2 separate regions of the Homo sapiens genome follow, and region 2 is linked to region 1. The links are chromatin loops, found by intact Hi-C in ENCODE. Cell type or tissue: endothelial cell of umbilical vein. All regions are shown on one strand. Each heading gives the region's core, and the rest is flanking DNA. Links, peaks and the distances in the headings are about the cores only. Region 1 holds the start of CAVIN2 (caveolae associated protein 2). Region 2 overlaps CAVIN2-AS1 (CAVIN2 and TMEFF2 antisense RNA 1).

Region 1 (2,916 bases), core at 417-2,916:
GCAAACCTTTCTTTCTATTTAACAACTAGCCTCTTTCCTTTTACCACCTCACACCCCATCTCTTTAATGTCTCTATTCATCTAGCTGATTATACAATATCCAACAATGCAATGCAAAATCAGCGCAAATCAATGCAAAATCAGGGTGAAGTGATTATAATGTGAAATCGCAAATTTTGCAAAATATGTAGGAAATCATGAAGTTGATGAAGGTAATGTTAGAGAAGCCCTTGAATCATGGGCAACTCCTCTGACAAATGAGAATCTGCAGCTGGAATAGTTAACATTAACATTTGAAGAAGAACAAATCTACATGGATGATGGCACAATAAGTGCTTCAAAAAGAAATGATTTGAATGTCAAAATTTAAGAGAGGCTCTTGGAAAATTGATGAAGCCCTCAAATATTTTTGAAATAGTGACACTCTATGATTTGCCCACAAAAGTCAAATGTAAAAGGACGTCGTGTCATGATATCATATAATTTTGTTAGAAAATTATGCTTCTTAAAATCAACACTTGATTCATCCTTTATTCTAATATTTAACACATTTTTGACCAACTAAATTTTATTAAATATAAGGTAAATTAATTTTAATAATGTTCTTACTTTTTTAAAAGATAACATCTCAACCAAACCTTCTTTTCACCTTTTTTGGTCTCTATTTTTAAAGCATTTGCTTTAAGTGGGTTTTGGTGGCACCAATTATCTGAAGAAATTGAAGGCCTCTGTAAATATCTTTAGTTCATCTTCCTAACTGGCAGCTATACTCATTGAGAGCAGGGTCTCCGTCATGCTTTGCCAATGTCTTCTGGATAGTGCTTCATGCATATAGCAGAAGGCAGAGATTCAACCAACGTGATAACCAATGGCCTGCTGATTGATTGGCTTACATGTAGGTGTTACTATTGACGAATGGCATTGTTCCATTATCAATCCCTGACCTGGTATGAGCTGGCATTTGTTCGTCTCAAAATTGTTCATAGAAGGCCTATTACAAACTTCCTGCTGAAAGCACTTTCAAAGGCTGGATACGTTTAAAATCAACTCAAGCATGTAAAGCCATTTTAGGAAAATAAGCCCCACATCCCAAGGTTCAGCTGAGGAGGGCCACATTTGAGAACAGGTGTGCCACTTCACTGAGCAGGAATTTTAAAATGTCAAACATTAGAACCACTTGAGAAACTCCAACTCAGCCTGCCAACAGACACTTCTGGGCACGTGTCAATAAATGCCTTGCAGAGATGGGCATTTGAGAAAGTCTCTCCTCACCAACTCAAAGTTAGTTAAAACAAATCATCACGGTAGGTTCTTAAAAAGACCACATTTTATTTTTCCTCAGTCTCACTTCTTGAAAAAAACAATCATTTTTTTAAATGTGGTCATTCAAAAAGTTTCCATATATTACATAACAGTCATAACAGCAGTATTACTTTTTTTAAATATCCCTGAAGTTCAATCTCTTTTAACTTATTTTGTATCTGCAACTGCAAGAGTAATAAGAACTGAGCTGTTTTCCTTATCATTATCAGAGTTAGTCCCATTCCTTTGCAAATGAGAAACTAATAATACAAACTTGGCTGCAGTACCCTTTAAACTCTATGCCTCCCAGTAGGACACCCGGTGTTCTGCAACCCATCAGTCAGTTCTAGGGCAAATGCAAACAATACTTTCCGTTACAATAACTTGTATCCAGGAAAAAGAAACAGGCACCCTGTTGCATCTGCAGCATAGCAGCCAGAGAAAAGTTTACCAGCTTTAGCCAATTGGAAGCTGTGGAGCTGGGCCAAGTTAGCATGTTTTTCTCCGCCTCTAGATGAAGTCATGATTGAAATATGACATTGAAAGGGAAGGGGAACAGGAAAGAAAAGCTAAACCTGCAACAAAGTGTCCTGTGCCCAGAACGCGGTTAGGAAGTGTGTGCATACGTCTGAACCCTAAATGGTTCTCAGTTCTGTAAACTTCTCCTCCCACTGGGTGGAGTAGGGCCTTTAAGAGCAGCTGGAATGCAGTTCCCCTGATCAGCGTAGCCAGTTGTTGCCTGTCTGAACCTCTGCCAGTCCTGGAGACTGGTGCCCTGAGCTCCAACCAGCGGGCCTCATCCTACACCCTCACCACCGCAACTTCTCACCCGAGCAAGAAGCAGCTCCCAGAGAGAAAGAACGTTCCCACCTGCCTAGCCATGGGAGAGGACGCTGCACAGGCCGAAAAGTTCCAGCACCCTGGGTCTGACATGCGGCAGGAAAAGCCCTCGAGCCCCAGCCCGATGCCTTCCTCCACACCAAGCCCCAGCCTGAACCTAGGGAACACAGAGGAGGCCATCCGGGACAACTCACAGGTGAACGCAGTCACGGTGCTCACGCTCCTGGACAAGCTGGTGAACATGCTAGACGCTGTGCAGGAGAACCAGCACAAGATGGAGCAGCGACAGATCAGTTTGGAGGGCTCCGTGAAGGGCATCCAGAATGACCTCACCAAGCTCTCCAAGTACCAGGCCTCCACCAGCAACACGGTGAGCAAGCTGCTGGAGAAGTCCCGCAAGGTCAGCGCCCACACGCGCGCGGTCAAAGAGCGCATGGATAGGCAGTGCGCACAGGTGAAGCGGCTGGAGAACAACCACGCCCAGCTCCTCCGACGCAACCATTTCAAAGTGCTCATCTTCCAGGTCAGTTCCCCCTATGCCTCCTTACAGGCGGGCTGGAACTCCTTATCATTCTTGATCTCGCTCATCCTGGCTCTCACAGCCATTTTTACATTTGTCCTGCCTGTCAGGGATCACACATACAAGGCACTGTCCCCTGTCTGCCTGCGGAAAGCAAATGTGAAATCTTCACACAGGGGTGGGAATTTCCCAGGTCACTACAGACTAATCCAAAGAAGATGTCCCCGGGCTTAGTAGGCCCCGGGTCATTTGTCA
Region 2 (2,916 bases), core at 91-2,590, 52 kb before region 1:
CATTTGACTCCTTGTTATTTATGCAAATTTCTGCAGCCGGCTTAAAGGCTTGAATTTCTCCTCAGAAAATGGGTTTTTCTTTTCTATTGTATCATCAGGCTGCAAATTTTCTGAACTTTTATGCTGTGCTTCTCTTTTGAGACTGAAAGTTTGTAACCCAAGTCAACCCTTAAATGCTTTGCTGCTTAGAAATTTCTTCTGCCAGATACCCTAAGTCATCTCCATCAAGTTCAAAGTTCCACAGATCTCCAGGGCAGGGGCAAAATGCCACCAGTTTCTTTGCTAAAACATAGCAAGTGTCACCTTTACTCCAGTTCCCAACAAGTTACTCATCTGAGACCACCTCAGCCTGGATTTCATTGTCTATATAATTATCAGAATTTTGGTCAATGCCATTCAGCAAGTCTTTAGGAGGTTCCAAACTTTCCCACATTTTCCTGTTTTCTTCCGAGTCCTCCAAACTGTTCCAGCCTCTGCCTGTTACCCAGTTCCAAAGTCACTTACATATATATTTTTGGGTATCTTTATAGCAGCGCCCCACTCTCCTGGTACCAATTTACTGTATTCGTCTGTTTTCACACTGCTGATAAAGACATACTTGAGACTGGGTAATTTATGAAGAAAAAAGGATTTAATGGAATCACAGTTCCACATGGCTGGGGAGGCCTCACAATCATGGCAGAAGGTAAAAGGCATGTCTTACATGGTGGCAGACAAGAGAGAAAATGAGAGCCAAGTGAAAGGGATTTCCCCTGATAAAACCATCAGATCATTAAGGGTTATAAGGAAGAGAGACAAGAGACAGAGAGTAACAACTCCACTTGGAACTCTTTGCACCATTGCATCAGTAACCTGGGAGTAAGCTACACCAAATAGAAGAAAAGGTAGGAATTTCTACCAACCCTAATTTCCTACTATGGTTCATCCCTCCCCACTGTGATAAATACTTTTCTGAATTAATGAGAAAACTGTCCTAAAAGAGAAAGGGGCCAGGCACGGTGGCTCACGCCTGTAATCCCAGCACTTTGGGAGGTCAAGGCGGGTGGATCCCCTGAGGTCAGGAGTTCAACACCAGCCTGGCCAACATGGTAAAACACCATTTCTACTAAAAATACAAAAAAATTAGCCAGGCGTGGTGGTGGGCACCTGTAGTCCCAGCTACTTGGGAGGCTGAGGCAGGAGAATTGCTTGAACCCGGGAGGCAGAGGTTGCAGTGAGCCAAGATCACACCATTGCACTCCAGCCTGGGTGACAGAGGGAGACTCTGTCTCCAAAACAAAAAAAGAGAGAGAGAGAAAGGAAGTGAGAAACAAAAGGAAGAAAGAAAGGAAGGAAGAAGAGGGGGAGCAAAAAACTATAGGAAAAACAAACTACTTGCCTTATAGTCAGTTTCAATGATTCCTCAATCAATAAATAAATAAAACCCTCTGAGGCAGAAGCACTGAGCTGAGGAAATAAATAAGGCCATACAAAAAGGAGTTACAATCAGTCAGCTTCCCACCAACTGACATATTCATCCTGACTCAGAGGCATTTTCCTAAAACAAAACAACATTTGCCCAGATTGGCAGGCAGACAACAAGAAAATGATGTCATCTGCCTAAAAGCAATCACTAAGTTAACAGCAAAATTAGATGCGGAAACTTTGTCTCTTCAACAAATATATAAAGTACCGTTTTCCTTCTGCTTCTTTTGGGACTGTTCATGCCTCAATTTTCTCTTCATCCTTCTCTGTCTGCCTAATAACCAAACTATTAATATAAATCCATATCATCTCTTTTTTATTATAACATAAAAAGGAGGAGTAGAAAATGTCAAGCTAAACAGTGAGCAGACTCAGAAAAATGTACCATGTTAATTTTTATTCAAATAACAGATCAAAATAGACCTGCCTTCTATCAAAAATAAGTATACAGAAAATAAACAGTGTTAAGTCCTTTGAAGTTTTGGCAAGAAAATCAAGATAGCATGATAAAACTGGAGGAGTGTATTTTTATAAAGATTTGTTCCAAGAAACAAACATTTTAGAACACTTGCTTTTATAATACTTAAAATGAAAGATAAGATATAGGAAGATATTTTTGGAAGAGAGTTGACTGCATTTGGGGAAAAAAAAATCTAAAGAAGGTAAGGTAACTAATAACGTCATGATAGTATTTAAAATATCACTTTAAGCCATAAAGAGCTAAATTGACCTTGCAGAACATTAAACCTGGGCTGTGAAGAAAGATTTGACACACTCTTTCAGAGAGCAAAGGTAAAGGAAAAAGAGATTAAAAATCAGTGTCATGGTTCATTTCCCGTTGCTATAATATAATACCTGAGACTAGGTAATTTACAAAGAAATGAAGTTTATTTAGCTTGGAATTCTGGAGGCTGGGAGGTCCAAGATCAGGAGGCTGCATCTGGTTGGCTACTGGGAAGAGCCTCTTGCTGCATTATAACATGGTGGAGAGGAGGAAGAGGAAGCAGGCATGTGCAAAGAGATCAAACATCAGAGGCAGCCTTGTTTTATAACAATACCCTCTCAGTGTAACTAGTTCAGCCCCTTGACAGCAAGAACTCACTCTCATGTGAAAGGCATTAATCCCTCTTAATGACCTAATCACCTTTTAAAGGCACCACTTCCCAATACCACTATATTGGAGGCCAAGCCTCAACATGAGTTTTGGTCAGGACAAACGACATTTAAACCATAAAAGTCAGAGGAAAAGAACAAAATAGAAGAGCAAGCAGCAGAAATCTGATCAACTAGATAGTTGATCTTCTCTGATGAAAAAAATAGAAGAGTCCAGTCCAAAGCCACTTAAGAAATAGGGTTTTACACTTTGAGCATTCTCTTCTAGTTCACCCTTGCTAAAAACTGAATGCTAGCTCAAATGTTCAATTCATTGATCCCCATGCCCATATTGTGGGT

Evidence for each region. A loop is a pair of places that touch in the nucleus more often than their neighbours do. Peaks named below come from ENCODE experiments on the same cell type or tissue, not always from the same donor. Only the 100,000 strongest peaks of a DNase experiment are listed, where the experiment ranks them.
Region 2: it touches region 1 in a loop (3-fold over the local background); 11 of 110 quality-filtered maps call a loop at or near these places.

Annotation. Positions count from the first base shown.
Region 1 is chr2:191,846,191-191,849,106 of GRCh38, reverse strand. It overlaps CAVIN2 (caveolae associated protein 2), which reads left to right and starts at 2,019. Exons shown (of 2, transcript NM_004657.6): 1 at 2,019-2,664. The coding sequence starts at 2,182. CAVIN2-AS1 (CAVIN2 and TMEFF2 antisense RNA 1) reads right to left here and starts at 2,619. Exons shown (of 4, transcript NR_187184.1): 1 at 2,336-2,619. RefSeq lists an enhancer at 1,806-2,314. In endothelial cell of umbilical vein, for the core only: no CTCF peak of the experiment used is centred there; a DNase peak (open chromatin) is centred at 1,836; H3K4me3 peaks cover 1,098 bases; H3K27ac peaks cover 1,934 bases.
Region 2 is chr2:191,898,268-191,901,183 of GRCh38, reverse strand. The region is part of intron 1 of CAVIN2-AS1 (CAVIN2 and TMEFF2 antisense RNA 1); the gene reads right to left. Among named protein-coding and RNA genes, the nearest start is that of CAVIN2, 53 kb to the right of the region's middle. In endothelial cell of umbilical vein, for the core only: no CTCF peak of the experiment used is centred there; a DNase peak (open chromatin) is centred at 1,553; H3K27ac peaks cover 1,708 bases.